2 separate regions of the Homo sapiens genome follow, and region 2 is linked to region 1. Evidence: read pairs that join two places in POLR2A ChIA-PET (ENCODE). Cell type or tissue: PC-3. All regions are shown on one strand. Each heading gives the region's core, and the rest is flanking DNA. Links, peaks and the distances in the headings are about the cores only. Region 1 overlaps TBC1D23 (TBC1 domain family member 23). Region 2 overlaps TMEM45A (transmembrane protein 45A).

What was found. Peaks named below come from ENCODE experiments on the same cell type or tissue, not always from the same donor. Only the 100,000 strongest peaks of a DNase experiment are listed, where the experiment ranks them.
Region 2: POLR2A ChIA-PET joins it to region 1 with 13 read pairs; 3 of 35 experiments call an interaction of 5 or more read pairs at or near these places.

What each region holds. Positions count from the first base shown.
Region 1 is chr3:100,266,073-100,276,205 of GRCh38, reverse strand. All of the region lies in intron 1 of TBC1D23 (TBC1 domain family member 23), which reads right to left. Among named protein-coding and RNA genes, the nearest start is that of TBC1D23, 10 kb to the right of the region's middle. In PC-3, for the core only: no CTCF peak of the experiment used is centred there; a DNase peak (open chromatin) is centred at 6,215; H3K4me3 peaks cover 1,271 bases; H3K27ac peaks cover 1,578 bases.
Region 2 is chr3:100,536,214-100,546,346 of GRCh38, reverse strand. The region is part of intron 1 of TMEM45A (transmembrane protein 45A); the gene reads right to left. Among named protein-coding and RNA genes, the nearest start is that of TMEM45A, 49 kb to the right of the region's middle. In PC-3, for the core only: no CTCF peak of the experiment used is centred there; DNase peaks (open chromatin) are centred at 4,726 and 8,506; H3K27ac peaks cover 2,288 bases.

The DNA.
Region 1 (10,133 bases), core at 1,263-9,262:
TTTATTTTCCCCATCATTTCAAAATTTATGAAAACTGTTTAAATATACACACACTCTCGCCAAACAGGGCATGAAAACAAGAAACGAGACTTAGTTCATCTCCTTTTTTTTTTTTTTTTAACAAGTATCTTTCTGCACTTAAAGAAACCCCATACCCATTAGCAGTCACTCGCCATTCCTCCCCACCAGCACCTCCTACCCTGACCCCAGTCTCTGCCAACCGCTGATTTACTTTCTGTCTCTACATATTTACCTATTCTAGATATTTCATATAACTGGAATCATATAATGTGTGGCCTTTATGCCTGGTTTCATTTAGCATAACATTTCAACATCTATCCATAATGTAGCATGTATCAATATATGCTTTTCATTGCCAAATAATAGTCCATTGTATATGAATATACCATATTTTACTTATCCATCCATTACATAATGGGCTTTTGAGTTGTTTCAACTTTTTGGTTATTATAATTACCTTAATTTTGAACACAAGTATCAGTAGTTCAACTGGTTAAGTGTATGATACATATATATTATTTGTTCATTAATTATTTATTCTTCAAGAGGTCTGAAAGAATTTAAAGATCAAGTCTATTAAAACCTCACTCAAAAACTAAACCCAAACCAGGCCAGGGGCAGTAGCTTATACCTGTAATCCCAGCACTTCTGGTTGGATGGCTTGAGCCCAGGAGTTTGAGACCAGCCTGGGCAACATGGAAAAAACCCATTTCCACAAAAAGTACAAAAATTAGCAAGTTGTAGTGGTATGCAGCTGTAGTCCCAGCTACTCAACAGGCTGAGGCAGGAGGATCAATTGAGCTCAGGAGGCAGAGGCTGCAGTAAGGCCAAGATCATACCACTGCACTCCAGCCTGGGCTACAGAACGAGACCCTGTCTCAAAAAACAGGCTACAGAACAAGACCTTGTCTCAAAAAGCAAACAAACAAAAAAAAAACACAAAATAATAAAACCAAACCAAAGAACCTGTCACACTCATGAGGATGACTACTACTTTCAAAAAACATAGGTTGACAAAGATGTGAACCCTTGTGTACAGTTAGTGGAAATGCAAAATGACGCAGCCACTATGGAAAACGGTATGACAGTTCCACAAAGAATTAAAAATACATGTCTCATACAATTCAGCAATTCCATATCCTGAAATGTCTGAAAGAATTGAAGGCAGAGTCTGAAAGAGACTTTTGTATACACATGTTCACAGCAGCATTATCCACAGTAGCCCAAAGGTGAATGCAACCCAAGTGTCCGTTCACTGAGGGATGAATGAATAAACAAAAAGGGGGGGGGTGTGTACTGTATGCATAGATATATGTAATTAATAAACAAATATTATATATTTATCATATTATATATGTTTATTAATTTATATATGTAATTAATAAGTTAATTACATATTATAGAATATATATTATATATAATATATAATGGACTATTATACAGCCTAAAAAGGGAGGAAATTCTGACACATGCTACGACATAGATGAACCTTGACAACATTACGGTAAGTGAAATAAATCCGTCCCAAAAAGACAAATACTATACAATGCCACTTATGTGAGGTACCTAGAGTAGTAAATTTAGAGAGCGGTTACCAGGGCAGAGGGAGGGGAGAATGAGGAGCTCTTTAACAGATACAAAGTTTCAGTTCTGCAAGATGAAAAGCATTCTAGAGATTATATGCACAACAATGTAAATGTACTCAATACTAATGTACACTGAAAAATGGTCAAGATGGTAAACTTTTTACATTATGTATATTTTACCACAATTTAAAAAAATCAACTCTATTTAACGTATTATAAAAATTCATAAATTTGAGCTTTAGTGTCAGACCTGGGTTTCAATTTTGGCCCTTCAACAGCCATGTGACCTTACAAAAGGAAAAAGCACCACAATGCTTATCTTATAGGGTCAGTTAATGCTTAAATAAGTTTCTGAACACAAAAAATTCAGGGCAATGCTTGGCTACATAATTCCTTAATAAACAGAATCCATGAATACTATTTCTTTTGTTATTGTTACTGAACAACAGCTTACTTTCTTAAAATGAATTTTTAATCATAATCATTTTAAAGAATTTTGCCAATGCATTAAAAAAATTAAAAACCAACCACAATTCCATTACCATGAGATAATCACTTTTTGTGAATCACTTTTCAGTTTCTCATGTGTGTATTTATAGACATATATATAGACATATATTTACATATAGACATCTATATTTATAATAAACTCAATCATACTGAAAATACAATTTTGAATAGTATTCCCTGGGTTTTATTATGGGGTTTTCATAGTTTTTAGGCTTCCATCTTGAGTTGATTTTTGTATATAGTGTAAAGAAGGGATCCAGTTTCAATTTTCTGCATATGGCTATCCAGTTATCCCAGCACCATTTATTAGATAGGGAATCCTTTCCCCATTACTTATGTCAGGTTTATTGAAGATCAGACAGTTGTAGGTGTGCAGTCTTATTTCTGGGTCCTCTGTTCTGTTCCACTGGTCTATGTGTCTGTTCTTGTACCAGTATCCTGCTGTTTTGGTTACTTTAGCCCTGTAGTGTAGTTTGAAGTCAGGTAGCGTGATGCCTTCAGTTTTGTTCTTTTTGCTTAGGATTGCCTAGGCTATTTGGGCTCTTTTTTGGTTCCATACGAATTTTAAAATAGTTTTCTCTAGTTTTGTGAAGAATGTCAATGGTAGTGTAACGAGAATAGCACTGAATCTACAAATTGCTTTTGTGGGGAAAAGAAAGAGAGATCAGATTGTTACTGTGTCTGTGTAGAAAGAAGTAGACATAGGAGACTCCATTTTGTTCTGTACTAAGAAAAATTCTTCTGCCTTGAGATGCTGTTAATCTATAACCTTACCCCCAAGACATGTGCTGTGTCAACTCAGGGTTAAATGGATTAAGGGCTGTGCAAGATGTGCTTTGTTAAACAGATGCTTGAAGGCAGCATGCTCGTTAACAGTCATCACCACTCCCTAATCTCAAGTACCCAGGGACACAAACACTGCGGAAGGCTGCAGGGACCTCTGCCTAGGAAAGCCAGGTATTGTCCAAGGTTTCTCCCCATGTGATAGTCTGAAATATGGCCTCGTGGGCAGGGAAAGACCTGACCGTCCCCTAGCCCGACACCCGTAAAGGGTCTGTGCTGAGGAGGATTAGTACAAGAGGAAGGCATGCCTCTTTGCAGTTGAGACAAGAGGAAGGCATCTGTCTCCTGCCCGTCCCTGGGCAATGGAATGTCTCGGTATAAAACCGATTGTATGTTCCATCTACTGAGATAGGGGAAAACCGCCTTAGGGCTGGAGGTGGGACATGTGGGCAACAATACTGCTCTGTAAGGCATTGAGATGTTTATGTGTATGCATATCTAAAGCACAGCACTTAATTCTTTACCTTGTCTATGATGCAGAGACCTTTGTTCACGTGTTTATCTGCTGACCTTCTCTCCACTATTATCCTATGACCCTGCCACATCCCCCTCTCTGAGAAACACCCAAAAATGATCAATAAATACTAAGGGAACTCAGAGGCTGGCGGGATCCTCCATATGCTGAACGCTGGTTCCCTGGGTCCCCTTATTTTTTTCTCTATACTTTGTCTCTGTGTCTTTTTCTTTTCCAAGTCTCTCGTTCCACCTAACGAGAAACACCCACAGGTGTGGAGGGGCAACCCACCCCTTCAGCTTTGGGCAGTATGGCCATTTTAACAATATTAATTCTTCCTATCCATGAGGATGGAATGTTTTTCCATTTGTTTGTGTCATCTCTGGAGGCCATTATCACTAGCAAACTAAAGGAGGAACAGAAAACGAAATACTGCATGTTCTCAAACATATTACTTCTCTAGCGTATTAAGTAACTGCTACTTAAGAAAGGATACTTTACAGAATCATTAAGTAGGAAACAATGTGGCACATGTACTACTTTATCTGTCTCATTTTAGTTCTCCAATACTGAATATTGGAAGGATAAACAGGCGAAACAAGTTCAACTTATAGCTGACAACAAACTGTATTTTAAAGGTTTACAGTATGATAAACTTGGAAGTAACTTAAAAGATATAAAAACATGTGGCTCAATTTTTGAGTGGAGAAAATAATTAATTTGAGGGAGTAAGTATCCTCCCCATACTCCCTGTGGATGGAGACAAAGGTAAGGGATGGAAGGGTGGCATGGATTCGTTAGAAAAGCCTTCATGTGGCTTCACTTTATGTCCTCTGTCTTGATTCCATGGCCCAAAACTTAAAGCACATTCTTGACAACACCCTTGACTTCTTCACTCCTTGCTCTTTCTGTCACATTCAGAAAGCTGCAAATTCCCAACATTAGGTTAATCTAACCAGTCTGCCTTCTCTGTTCCTATACTCTACTCAATGTGGGCTTCTTGGGAAAATAAGACAACTCTATGATGCTATCATATAACAATAGTGCCTGAAAATCTCCTATTCAGCACTTACTTCAGACTCCTTACCCAGCCACTTTACCTCAGGTGACTTTACTTATGACTCCAGAGAGAATATATAGGCCAGCAGGCTTCTCTTCCCTTTGATCTCAGCCCCCTCCAAAAACAAACAAACATAAGCAACTTATTATTCCAGTCATTTTCTTCTTTCCTGTATCCACAGGAGACTTACGTATCTCTTCTCTAGCCTAAGACTGGTAACTTCACCTGACTCTTATCTCCACCCACTCCCCACGATCTTTCAGAAGCCATGTGCCATCCATTATCCCTTCTCTCCTATTTTCCACTTCTTTCTCTACTGGCTCTTTCTTCTGAGAAAACATGCTCAAAAATTGCCATTAGAAACAGCAATGTCCACCACAAAAACGTCTCCACGTTCTCCCTTTCCATCCAGCTACCAAACTTTTGGTTGTTCCTTTCACAAAGAATTCTTGACAATATATGTAACAACTTTTCCCTCATCTTAAATCTATCTCTTCCCTCTCTTGCCAACCCACTTCCATTTCTCATCCCTCTTTGATCCTCACCACTCCATAGGGACCACTCTCTGTATCATCTCCACCCCCTTTCTTAACCAAATCTAAAACACTTAAGATATTAATAGAATGTTTTCTGGGTTGGAAAAAAAATGTTTTAAATTCATGAAGCCTCTCAGTCTATCAACTAAGCTAAGTCAGCTTCACTAATCTTCAAAATTCTTAAAATTGAATCCTTTTCTGTAATTATAAAAATAATGAAGACTAGCAGTTTTTAAAGGACCAAGTAGGGTCTATAATGTATGTAATCACTCTACACTTAAATGCAGAGTATAGAGAAATTACAAAGAAAATCCAATTACCACATTAAAAAAAATTAATATTGTGTCTTAAAGTGGCCAAAGTCTAAGATTTATTATTGTTTTCTTAAAATAAAAATACAAAAGCTACACTACTGGGAAATCAATAAAAGCCCAAAGCCTGACATGATGTTAAAAAATAACATCTTAAATATGTTATTTCTATTGCATATGATATTATTCAAACCTGTGAGTCTGCTAACAGTATTAAACAGAGCCAAGAGAAAACAAATGAACTCAGAAACCTTCACTGAAAGTACTTCTAGCATTCAAAAATATAACCTGTGATTATCTCCTTTCCTTTAAAATTTTCACATTTACTTACTTAAAGGGTCCTATATATAAATATAACCTACTCCCCATCAAAAAGTCATCTCTCTCCTTCCTTTTACAGTTCAACTTCCTTGAAAACAGTAGTCTCCACTCACCTAAACTTACTCTCTCATTCACCCAAAACCTCTATCACTCTACTAAAGGTGCTCTCAGAAGTCATTAGTCATCTTTCTCAGCTCTCGTCCCCTTTACATACACTGCAAAGTTTGACTGTCTTCTTAAAACACTCTCATTTAGATTTTCCTCTGCTTTCCTAACCCATATACTGAATTATTTCCTTCCCTGACATAAGTATTCTTTTATTCAAACCTTCAACACGTATGTATTGAGCACCTACTACAGGCTACTCACTGTGTGAGGCACAGGGGATGCAGTACAGAAAAAAAAAGTCAATGCTCTTATGTAGCTTACATGCCAGATGGCTATTCCAAGGTTCTAGTCCAAGTCCTATCATCTAAATCCTGTTGAACAGAGGTGGGAGCGGCTCTGAAGTGCAATTTATTCATATTTGTTTAGAATGTAAATCACTGTAAGCTCAGATTAAACCATGACAGCCCAGCTTGTCCATGTACATATCCTAATCAGGTATAAGCCTCTGACCAATTACTTAAAACTCTAAAGTGAATACCTAATTAGTCATAAGCACTAGCAAATTGTGGAACAGTGAGTAAGCAGTGGCAAGCTGCATGTATTGAATTGTGGTTTCATGGCTTAATTTGTGCCACCACATTTCTGGGGGTTTCTTAATGCCCAGGGAATGAGACATCAGCACCAAAGCTTTGTCTGAACTTATTTTGCTACTATTGTTAGGACGCTGGTTACAAAGTACTACCATAACAAAACTCCTTAATTAGTTCTTGAATATTCTGTATGACATTTGGTAGAAATGAAAAGAGAAAACTTTGCTACAGATTCACTTGTACAGTAGATATGCATGGAGCTCAAGGACCACAGTATGTCTTGTGCAACTTATTTTTAAATACCAACCTCAAACCATCAAAACTTTCCAAGTATTTCAATAGTATGATAGCACATTCAGAAAAGACCTTGACAACTTAAAGTCTTGTGAGAACAATTTGATACAATTTGATAATTGTGAAGTTATCTAGATTTGTGTCAGAATCAGACATGCTTGTTACAAGCATTTTAACAAGTTACAAATTTATATGCCAAGGGGAAAAACACCCATTCACCAGCTTTAAACAATTTGTAAAATTTTGCATTAGGACCAGATCCACAAAAACAGCTTTGGGAGATTCCCTTATGAATAATGTAATCTCTAGAATTTGTGTTTTAATCAGGATCTTGAGCCAAGTAAAGACGGTGCTAAATCTAGTCCTCTTGGCTTCACAAGGCAAATTTAATAGCTACAGTATTTCATCATTGTATGCAATAGGCAAAAGGGCTAGAGATCACAGAAATGTTATTCTATAAGCTACTAAAATTAACTACAAATGGAACAGGTGTTTTAAATCTTAGATTTATTTTTGATCCACAATCCATGAAGATCAAATTACACCAATGGTACCAACGGTGCCCTTTTCTCTGCTAAGAAAAAAACTCAGTTGTTGCCTAAGTAAAAAATAAAAAGATACACAAAAAACGTTTCTCATAACTATATGTGTAATGTTGCAATGCATTTGCTATAAGATTTTGACTACAAAATTGGAAATTTCTCTAATGAGCAGTCAACTTCAGCGAGCACTCTAAATCCTTTCTTCTTTCATGTTTTCTTAAAATAAAAATCCTCAACACTGTTCCCTTCTATACATATGAGGTGACTTTTCAGTATTTTTAAGGCACAAAGAAATGCATCCTTGTTTTTCCACCCCACTAATGCAGTTTATTTGGAAACTAAAAACAGAGTGTAACTTTTGCCTAAGATAGAGAATGGCACGAAAACAGCAAAGAGAGAGAGATATTACCTATGTCAATTACAAATTTCCACTTTATCCAAAGTGTAATGATAAAAGAAACATTACCAACATTCCTTGTCTTGAAACTATCATTTCAGAAACATAGTTGTTATAAAGAAACAACTACAGCAAATGAAGTGACAACACTTTGCAACATTTGGACAATTCTCAAGGGTACTATGCCAATGGGGATCATAGTTTGGCAAAGAAATACATATTGGGTTTTTTTTTAAGCTGGATTCCAACCATCAAGGAACATTTTTTTTGATAAAAGGATTTCATTGAATTTCATGCTGATGGTTAATCTAAATGGAATTCACAAAATAAAGGATTTCTAGTATTCAAATTGCACATATATATGAGATGAATAAATCTTTTGCATCACAAAGTGATGCACAGAGGCTTCAAAATAAAGGTTAGAAACTGTTTAAAGGAAAAATAACCCATGGACATCATTATTATTATTATTAGAGACAGAGTCTCACTCTGTCACCAGGCTTGGTGTGCACAGCTCACTGCAGCCTCGATTCATCCCGTTAAAGCAATCCTTCTGCCTCAACCTCCCAAGTAGCTGGGACTACAGGTTTGTGCCACCAAGTCTGGCTAATTTTTTTTATTTTTAGTAAAGACGAGGCCTCACTATGTTGCCCAGGATGGTCTCGAACTCCTGAGCTCAAGCAATCCTCCCACCTTGGCCTCCCCAAGTGATGGGATTATAGGCATGAGCCATCATGCCCAATGCATAACTTTGCTTTCTCATAGAGCTGTTTTAAGATCCAAATGAGATGTTATTAATATATATAAGCATTATATATAAAGAGTAACGCTCTATGCAAATGTACAGTATTTTCTTATATAGGTGGAGCATCCCAAATCCAAGAATCCCAACTCCGAAATGCTCCAAAATCTGAAACTCTTGAGCACCAACATGATACTCACAGGAATGCTCATTGGAGCATTATGGATTTCAGATTTTTGATTAGGGATGCTCAACCGGTTAAGTATAATGCAAGTATTCCAAAGAGATATTCAACCTGTATATCTCCTTGCTGAAATTATTAAATACCACCATAACAACTAGTTTAATGTAACAACTACTTTAAAATAAAAAAGAAGCAAACACTACAAGATTTCCACCCAACTATCAAATGCTATGTCAGCTAAAGGATAAGAAAAAACTCCTTTAAGCATCAAGAAAAAAGATGAAGACTTGCAACAAATGACTTTATTAGTCATCATTTTCTTAACTCAGGTTAAAAAGTTACGCAGACCCTTGAAACAAACAGACATTAAATTTCAGAAAATAGGTTTAAGTGGCTCTTAAATTCTTTATTTCTACAAGAAAGAATTTGATTTTATGAGCTTAATGGAAGGTACTTACCTGCTTTCCATCTGTAATTCTCAATATTTAACTCATTTCAAGCCCTGCCCCTTTTCAAACTGTTTAATCCTATTATTTTCTGTTAGAGCCTGTAATTTCCAAAACACCAGCATTTAGATATCTTCAGAAGCTATTTTCACACAGTATTCCTAGAGATAAAATGATGAAAAAAATCAAAGTATCCCAGGAAGGCACCACAATGCACATTCCTGATTGTAAAACTGTTTCAAATTTTTTTCTAAAACCTTACACAGCAGCTTGAATATAACCACTATTCAGTGAATGTTTGCTGAACTGAGAATGTTTTTGCTAAACTCTATTTTGCTTTTTGACACATGAGAGAAGGCACTGTCTTTATACCAAAAAGAATCCACATTTCAGCACTGTGCATCAGAAATGCTTTGTCAAGCATATTTTCTCAATTCTCTCCAGAAGACTCCTACTTAAAAGTTGGCTGCATATTACAGTATATTTAACTGGGTGCTCTGAATTGCTCACTATACTTACAGAGGGAATGCACTTGTCGCCTCTCTGCAGTGATTACACAGAGATAAAAATGAATTAATTGAAATACATTTATTTAGCATGCAAAAACCAATTACTAACTCAAATTATGGATATTAAAACATCCACAGGAAACAAAATCCTAGAAGTGAATTATTACCTAAGAATTACCTTTAGGCTGGGTGCAGTGGCTCATGCCTGTAGTCCCAACACTGTGGTAGGGTGAGGAGGGTGGATCACCTGAGGTCAGGGGTTTGAGACCGGCCTGGCCAACATGGTGAAACCCCATCTCTACTAAAAATACAAAAATTAGCCGGGCATGGTGGCACATGCCTGTAATCTTAGCTCCTTGAGAGACTGAGGCAGGAGAATCCCTTGGACCCAGGAGGCGGAGGATGCAGTGAACCAAGATCGCACACTGCACTCCAGCCTGGGTGACAGAATGAGACTCCGTCTCAAAAAAAAAAAAATTACCTTTAAAAACTCTAAAATCTAAATTATAATTAAAGACTTTAATGTAAACAGTATAAAATAAGTCTTTTTCATTTCTTATCTTTGCCTGCCCTCTAATTATAGTTTACAAAATCAAATAACTGTCACATCATAACCCCAATTCAAAAAATGAAGTTCATTTTCTCATTTCTTCTAAAAGTAGTATCCAGCCTTCCCAGT
Region 2 (10,133 bases), core at 1,096-9,095, 270 kb before region 1:
CTACTACAAAATTAGTACATTGAAACAACACACATTTATTATATTACCGTTCTATGGGTCAGATATTCAACACAGATCTCACTGGGCTATCAAGGTGTCAGCAAAGCTGCCCCTACATGCCTATCCCTAAAACCAAGGTGCCACCTAGGCTGCTGCTATGTCCCATTGAAGAGGCTGTAAGGGAGAATACATGTCTTTCCCTTTTCCAGCTCTTAGAAGCCACCTCCATTCCTTGGCTCATAGCCCCCCTCCTTCCATTTTCAAAACCAGTAATGTTCCATCTCTGACCACTTCCTAACCATGGATTCCTGTGACTCTGAATTTATCTGGTAAAGGTTCTAATTTTGAGAACTCATGTGATTAGACTGAGTCCACCAGAATAATCCAGGATAATCTCTTCACTGTATGTCATTAATTTAATCACATATGCAAAGTCCCTTTTGCCAAGTAAGGTAATATATTCACAAGTTCCAGGAATTAGGACATAGGCAGGTAGGAACACTGTTCTGCCTACCACAAAAACACTAAAGGGCTTACAGTCTGGCAGTTACCACAAAAACATGAAAGGGCTTACAGTCTGGCAGAACAAAGAAGACAGACACAGAAGTGACTGTGATTCCAAAAAGATAGGCTAAGATTTATAGTAGAGGAATAAAATGCTATACGTGTGCTGAGCCCCTTCATTTAATTCAAGGGAGGGACAGAGGCATATGACTGGATTTGGGAAGAACTTTAAAGGTCATCTGAGCTAGACCTTGAGCAATGAGTGGATTTCGAAAGGTAGAACAAAAAGGAGTCACCCTAGACATAAGGAAGAGCATAAATAAACTCACATTGGAAGGAACATGCAGGAGACATTGTAGTCACTGGGGTAGGAGATAATGAAAAATACAGCTAGAAACTATACACATATGAGAAGCTGGTGAGTGATACAAATGACAATATAAATTACCAATCCATGGAAAAATTATTAATGTTTTTAGAACTGAGTTTCTATTCATGGATAAAAATTTAACTAGATTCCCTACTCACATCAGATTCAAAAATAAATTCTAAGTGTATTAAAGACCTAGTTATGAAATTCCAACTTTAAAACTTTTTAGAAGAAAATATTTGAAGACATCCTTATGTCCTTGGGATAAGAAAAAAATTTTTAACAAGATACAAAAAGCAAAACAATGAAGAAAAAGACTGAGGAAGTTGACCACATCAAAACTTAAAACTTCTGTATACAAATGGCAAACATGAAAAGATGTTCGAGATCATTAGTCATTTGGGATATGCTAATTAAAATAATAAAAACCAATACACACTCACTAGAATGGCTAAATTTTAAAAGACTGACAATTCCAAGTGTTGGTATGGATGTGGACCAGCTAGAACTCTTATACACTGCAGGTGGAAACACAAATAGAACAGCCCCATGGGAAAGCAGCTTGTCACTTTTTATAACATTAAACATACACTTACCATTTGACCCAGCAATCCTCACTAGGTATTTACCCAAGAGAAATGAAAACGATGTCCACACAAAGACTTGTACATGGATCCTCATAGTAGCTTTATTTATAATAACCCAAACCTGGAAATAACCCATTGACATGTGAATGGATGAACAAACTATGATACATCTCCACAATAAAAAGGGACAAATTACTGATACATGCAAAAACCTGAATTAATCTCAAAAGCATTATGTTACATGAAACAAAACAGACACTAAAGGGTACTTACTGCATAGTTCCATTTATATGAAATTCTAATATAGAGAAAACTGTAGTGATAGAAAGCAGATCAGTGGTTGCCTCCAGGTAAAGGGAATAGAATTGACTGCAAAGGGCATTAGGGAACTTTTCAAGGTGATGGAAATATTCTATATATTGATCGTGACAATAATTAGACAACCATATACATTTGCCCAAACTCATCAAATTATACTCTTAAAAGATGTGAACTTTATTGCATGTAAATTACACTTCAGTAAAGCTGATTGAAAAGAAGGGAAGAAATATCACTTCTGCCCTTCCTTCTCTGGAAGGCTGGAACATGGTTATGATGGTTAATGCTTTGGCAATTATCCCAGATTATGCAGATAAGACTCACATCTAGGGGATAGGAGCAGTGCACCTAAAAGAGGCTTATTCCTGAAGACTGTGGATCCACCACTCCATCCCTGCATATCTTATTTTATGTGAGATGGAATCAAACTTTTATCATGTACAAAAGCAAAAAAAATAAATCTACCTTGTATAATAGCAAAAAAAAAAACCACTTAAAACTTCTATATGTCCAAATATTAGCTAATAGTTATTGACTGCTTTCTGTGTACCACTTTTCATTTATGTAAGTGCTCTTCATCTTAACTCCTTTAATCTTCAAAACAAACCTCTGAAATAGGTAATGCTATCGCCCCCATTTTACAGATGAAGAAACTGAAATACAGTTAGAGATTAACTAAAATATCCAAGGTTGTGCTGGTGATAAGTAACGGAACCGGGATTCATACCCATCCTTGGCCCTATGCCTCTCCCACAATGGTACCATAAATAAAGTTTTCAAATACATGACAGACAGAAAAAAATATTTGAAATAAACATAAATGACAAAGGATGAGTACTAGGGAATGTAATTTTTTAATTAGGAATCAATTTGAAAAAGAAAAACTGCTCCCCCAAGGGTAAAAAATAAGAATAGACAATTCAACACAAGGCAAAACACTAATTGTCCAATAATCACATGAAAAGATCCTTGATTCACTAAAAGCAAAGAAAACCAAATTAAAAACAGGTATTTTTCATCTATTTTATTGCAAAATTTAAAAAATCTATTATATCAAGTGTTGGTGAGGGCATGAGGAAACAAGAACACTCATACACTACTAAAAGTGCAAAATGGCATTACTATTACACTTTGCCAAGAATTTGGCAGTAGCTAGGACAGTTGAAAATGCACATATGACACAATCCAGCAATTCGATGTGTAGTGTGTACTCTCCCAAAATTCCTATACATGCTCTCTTGTATATGTCAAAAAAAGTTCATTACTGCAACTGGTTGTAGTAACATAAAGTTGGAAATAATCTGAACATCCATCAATAGAGAAATGAATAAATAATATGATGTAATATATATACAACAGAATATAATACTACCAGTAAAAGATTTTTGAATAAAAGAAGTATATCTATATTTACAAACAGGAATGAATTTTGAAACCATTAGGTTCAGTGAGAAATGCAAATTGCAAAACAGTGGTAAACTTTGATGCAATTTATGTACTGTTTTTATTTTTCCATTTTTATTTTAGTGGATATATGATTCAGTGGATACATGTGGAGCTTTGTTACCTGGGTATAGTGCATCATGCTGAGGTTTGGGGTATGAATGATTCCATCACCCATGTACTAAGCATAGTACCCAACAGTAAGTTTTTCAACTCTTGTCCCCTCCCTCCCTTCCTCCTCTAGTGGTCCCCAATGCCTATTATTGTCATCTGTATGCCCATGTATTACCAATGTTTAGCTCCCACTTATAAGTGACAACATGTGGTATTTGATTTATTGTACCTATGTTAATTCACCTAGGATAATGGGTCCAGCTGCAACCATGTTGCTGCAAAGAACATGATTTTCATTCCTTTTTATGGTTGCATAGTATTCCATGATGTAAATGTACCACAAATTCTTTATCCAATCCAGTGAGCACCTCACTTGGTTCCATGTTTTTGCTATTGTGAATGGTGCTGTGATGAATGTGTGAGTGCATGTGTCTTTTTGGAGATGTTTGTTGACTGAATAGTTCGTGAAAATTTGCTCCCATTCTGTGGGTTGCCTGTTTACTCTGCTGATAGTTTATTTTGCTCTGCAGAAGATCTTTAGTTTAATTAGGTTCCACTTATTGATTTTTGTTTTTGTTGCAATTTCTTTTGGGTACTTAGTCATAAATCCTTTCCCAAAGCCAACATCCAGAATGGTGTTTCCTAGGTTTTCTTCTACGATCCTTCTAGTATTCATATGTCTATGAAATCATAGATGACATAAACAAATGGAAAAACATTCCACGTTCATAGATTGGAAGAATCAATATCATTAAAATGGCCATACTTCCCAAAGCAATCTACAGATTCAATGCTATTCCTATCAAGCTACCAAGGTCATTTTTTACAGAATTAGCAAATAATATTCTGAAATTCATATGGAATCAAAAAAGAACCCAAATAGCCAAAGCAATCCTAAGCAAAAAGAACAAAGCCAGAGACATCACATTATCTGACCAACTTCAAACTTTACTATAAGACTACAGTAACCAAAACAGCATATGCTAGTATAAAAACAGACACATAGACCGATGGAACAAAATAGAGAACACAGAAATAAAACATGCATGTACAGTCATCTAATCTTTGACAAAGTCAACAAAAATAAGCTAAGGGGAAAGGACTTAAAAGGGGAAAGGACTCCCAATTCAACAAAGGTGCTGGGATAGCTGGCTAGCCATATGCAGAAGAATGAACCTTGACCCCTAGCTTTCACTACATACAAAAATTAACTCCACTTTGGGAGGCCTAGGTGGGCAGACTGCTCGAGCCCAGGAGTTCAAGACCAGCCTAGGCAACATGGCAAAACCCTGTCTCTACTAAAAATATAAAAAGTTAGCTGGGCATGGTGGCACTTGCCTATAGTACCAGCTACACAGGAAGCTGAAGTGGGAGGATCACCTCATCCCAGGAAGGTGAGGCGGCAGTGAGTCATGATCGTGCCATCAAACTCCAGCCTGGGTGACAGGAGTGAGACCCTGTCTCAGAAAAAAAAAAAAAAAAAAAAGGAAAGAAAAGAAAAGAAAAAGAAAACAATTGACTCAAGATGGATTAAAGATTTAAATGTAAGACCTTAAACTATAAGAATCCTAGAAGAAAGCCTATGAAGCACCATTCTGGACATTGGCCTTCATAAAGGATTTTTGACTAAGTCCCCAAAAACAATTGCGACAAAAACAAAAATCAACAAGTGGGACCTAATTAAACTAAAGATCTTCTGCAGAGCAAAATAAACCACCAACAGAGTAAACAGGCAACCTATAGAATGGGAGCGAATTTTCACAAACTATTCAGTCAACAAAGGTCTAACACCCAGAATCTACAAGGAACTTAAACAATCGAATGAGCAAAAAACAAATAACCCCATTAAAAAGTGGGCAAAAGACATGAACAGACACTTCTCAAAAGAAGACATACAAGTGGCCAACAGACATATGAAAAAATGTTCCACATCACTAATCATCAGAGATATCCAAATCAAAACCATAATGAGATACCATCTCATACCAGTCAGAGGGACTATTATTAAAGTCAAATAAACAACAGATGCTGGCAAGGCTTTGTAGAAAAGGGAACACTTGTACACTGCTGGTGGGAATGTAAATTAGTTCAGTTCCTGTGGAAAGCATTTGGAGATTTCCCAAAGAACTTAGAACTAACATTTGACCCAGCAATTCCATTACTGGGTATATACCCAAAAGAAAATAAATTGTTCTCCAAAAAGACATATGGAAGGATATATTTGTGCATCGTTGACAATTGTGAATAAAGCTGCTATTCATATTTATGTGCAGGTTTTTGTATGGACATTAGTTATCAATTCATTTGAATAAATACTAGGAGCACAATTCTGAATTGTATGGTGCTCCTAGATAATTGTATGTTATCTTTGTAAGACACTGCCAAACTGTCTTCCAAACTAGCTGTACCATGTTGCATTCCGACTAGCAATGAATGAGAGTTCTTGTTTCTCCGCATTCTCATCAACATTTTGTGGTGTCAGTATTTTGGATTTTAGCGTTCCTGATAGGTGTATAGTAGTATCTCACTGTTGTTTTAATTTGCAATTCCCTGATGACATATGATGATGGGCATCTTTTAATATGCTCATTTGCTATCTGTATGCCTTCTTTGATAAGAAGTCTGTTCAGATCACTTTTTAATTGAGTTGTTTTCATGTCATTGGGTTTCAAGAGCCATTTATATTGTTTAGATATGTGTCTTTTATCAGATTTATGTTTTGCAAACATTTTCCCCAGTCTGTGGTTTGTCTTTTCATTCTCTTGATGGTGTCTTTCACCATTAATATTCAAACAATGAATCTAGACATAGACCTTTCTTTTTCCATAAAAATTAACTCAAAATGGTGAAAGACACCATTAAGAGAATGAAAAAACAGAAGTTTTAAATTTTAATGAAATCTAACTTTTATATTTTTTCTTTCATGGATTGTCCTCTTGATATATTATTTTAAAACCCTTTTCCACACCCAAGAGCAACTAGATTTTCCTCTGTTATCTTTTAGAAGTTTTACACTTTTGCATTTTACATTTAGGTATATAATCCATTTTGAGTTAATGTTTATGAAAAAGGTAAGGTCTATGTCTGGATTCATTTTTCTGCATGTAGATTTGGTGGTTAATTTTATGTGTCAATTTGACTGGGCTAAGAAATGCACAGGCAGCAGGTAAAACATGATTTCTGAGTGTGTCTGAGAGGGCATTTCCAGAAGAGATTGGCATTTGAATTGGTAGACTAAGTAAAGAAGATTGCCTGGGTGGGCATCATTCAATCCATGGAGGGCGTGAATAGAACAAAAAGGTAGAATAAGGGTGAATTCACTGTCTCTTCTTGAGCTGAGGCATCCGTCTTCTCCTGCCCTTGGACATAGGAGCTCCTGGTCCTCAGGGCTTTGGACACTGAGGCTTATACCAGCAGGCCTTCCAGTTATCAGGCCTTCAGACTTAGGCCTCCATAATTGTGTGAGTCCATTCCCATAATGGTTCCCCACATATACGTATACGTATACGTATACGTATACATATACATATACATATACATATACATATACATATACATATACATATACATATACATATCCTATTGGGTTCTGTTTCTCTGGAGAACCCTAATACTGTGGGCATACAGTTGTTCAGCTCCATCTGTTAAAAAGACTTATTTTTTCACTACTGAATTGCCTTTGCCCCTTTGTCAAAGATCAGCTGACTGTATTATGTGGGTAAATTTCTGGGCTATCTATTCTCTTCTATTCACCTATGTGTCTGTTCTTTCACCAACACCATACTTTCTTGATCACTGAAGCTTTAAAATAAGTTTTGAAGTCAGGTAGTATCAGTACTACGATTCTGTTCTTCTCTTTCAATATCATGTTGGCGTATTCTGGGTCCTTTGTCTGTCCATATAAACTTTAGAATCAGTTTAATATCCACAAAGTAACTTGCTGGGATTTTGACTGGGATTGCATTGAATCTATAGATCAGTTGGGAAGAAATGACATCTTAACAATATTGAGCCTTCCTGTTCATAAACAGAATAGAATATTTCTCCATTTATTTAGATCTTTGATTTTTTGCATAAGAGGTTTATGGTTTTCCTCATATAGATCTTATATATATTTTATTAAATTTATATCTAAATCTTTTCCTTTTCGGTGCTAATGTAAATGATGTTGTATTTTTAATTTTGAATTCCAGTTGTTCATTGTTGGTATATAGGAAAGCATTTGACTTTTATATTTTTTTAATTTTATATCTTTTTGTTAACTTTTATATATTAATCTTGTCACCTAAAACATTGCTAAAAATCACTTAGTTCCAGGAAGGGTTTTGCTGCTATTGTTGATTGTTTGGGATTTTCTACATGAACAATTATGCCATCTGTGAACAAAGAGAGTTTTCTTTCTTCCTTCCCAGTCTGTATACTTTTTATTCCCTTTTATCATATTACTGCATTAGCTAAGACATCCAGTAGGATGTGGCATAGGAGTGATGACACGGGACATTTTGTGTTGTTCCCAGTCTTAAGGGGAAAACACCTAGTTTCTCACCACTAAAGTATGATGTTGGCTGTAGGTTTTGTGTAGATATTCTGTATCAAGTTGAGAAAGTTCTCTATTCCTAGTTTGCTGCTTTCTGTTTGTTTTGTTTTGTGTTTAACTTATCTTTTAAAAAAGAAAGACCTAGGAAAGGTTTAGAGCCAAATAATAGAAGACCCTGAATGCCAGTTTTAGAAATTTAAACTTTATCCTATGAACAATAAGAAGCAATAGAATATTTTTGAGCAAAGATGGGATATGATAGGGATATACATCTCTCTGCCTCTGAGAGCCCTTAAACCATCCCATAATACAAGAATCTAGTTTCTATTTGAAGACATCCAGAAAGGTAAATTCCTCCAAGTGCTTTAATAACCCATTCTGATGACAAACAAATCTCACTCTCTATTGACCTTTCCTTATAGCAATCTTGAATCCCTTATAGGTCCCAGGAAAGATGCAGAACATTCTTCAGTGTTGATGAACTGCTTCAAAGGCAGGACTCCCAAACCCGGTATTACTCTACTGGCTCCCAACCCAGACGAGAAAGCTGTTTCTCAGTTTCTCTTTGGTTCAGCGCAGTCACAGGCACCCAGTGGGCCTGACAAGTTTACAAAACAATGTACAGTCAAAATGCAGTGACCACACCTGAATCAGCAGGGCTGACACATTCACTTGCATCACAGCTTCTAAAGGAGAGAGTTGCTATTGTCAAGAGCTCTGTGACAATGACACCTGTGTGAACGTTTGGCTATCTCCTGGGCCAATCTACAGAGAATGCCCTGTGGCCCTGTTCTTATGGCCTCGCCTTCTTTGCCTCTTCTTTACTCCTCTTCCTGTCATCCTGCTCTTCTCTCTCCTTTCTGTCTTCTGCCCAACACAACCAATTCTCAGGAGGACACTGGAGCGTATTTTGGGTTCTGAGCAAATTCTCTACAAGAGCACAGGGACCACCTTGGGAAGGAAAGCCACTCCTAGATAGGATTCCAAAATGGCTTTGTTTGGATTTCCTTGTGTGCGGAAGGTGGAAGACAAGGGCAATCAATGGAGGCCCAGAGAGCAAAAACAAGGAAATGATTTGCCAACTGAGGCTAATAGATCTCTGAGTTCCCAAAGCTCACAGGTGTACAAACTATACCAGCATCCGGTTCTCCCCACCCCTCAGCTCCCTGTTGCCCACTAGAAGACGTCTTTCCCCCAGAGGTTACACCATGAAATTCAATCTAACCTCATTTTCCTTTAAAAACCTATTCTGGCCAGGCATGGTGGCTCATGCCTGTAATCCCAGCACTTTGGGAGGCCAAGCTGGACGGATCACCGGAGGTCAGGAGTTTGAGACCAACCTAGCCAACATGGTGAAACCCCGTCTCTACTAAAAATACAAAAATTAGCCAGGCATGGTTGTGGGGTGCCCGTAATCCCAGCTACTCAGGAGGCTGAGGCAGTAGAATCACTTGAACCTGGGAGGCGGAAGTTGTAGTGAGCCGAGATCGTGCCATTGCACTCCGGCCTGGGCGACAACAGCAAAACTCCATCTCAAAAAAAATCCCCACTTCCTCCTTCCCCCTACTGCCAAAATACAAACAAATATGATTGAATCTAGGCCTTTCACCTTGGGACAGGCTGGGGTGTGGGGCCAGGGTTTGGGCCTCTGGTTTTTCCCTCTATTATCAGCCCAACCATCTATCCAGTGGAACTGCATCGAAAGGGACAATGTGAGACATCAGAGAAAGGAGACCATTTTTAACCTGAGGAAGACTGTCATGCCCTGAGCAAAGCTGTTGGTGAATTTCTGGCTTTGTTGAGAGGAAATTCAGTTTTTTTAAGAATAAGTGCCTCTAAGGTTCTTCAGAGGTACGTGTGAGAATAAGCAGTGCTCCTGCCTGTCTGCTTATTTATTCATTTCTTAATTCCTCCATGGATCCATTCATGCTTTCAACAAATATTTATTAAACAACTATGATATGCCAGTTATAGTTCTAGCCATTGCGGACAGGACATAGACAAGGTCTTTGTTCTCATGGAACTTATCTTTTAGTGTAGGAAGACAGATAAGAAACAAGAATTCTAGGACATTTAAACTCAAATTGTGGCACTCACACCAGCAGTGGCTACACCAAGTGGGAGCTGGTTGGAAATACAGACTCTCATGGGCCACCTAGACCTATCAAATCAGAATCTTTTTTAACCAGATCCCCAAGTGACTCATATGCACATTAAAGTTTGAGCAACACTGATCCAGGATGGAATTTCTCAACAATGG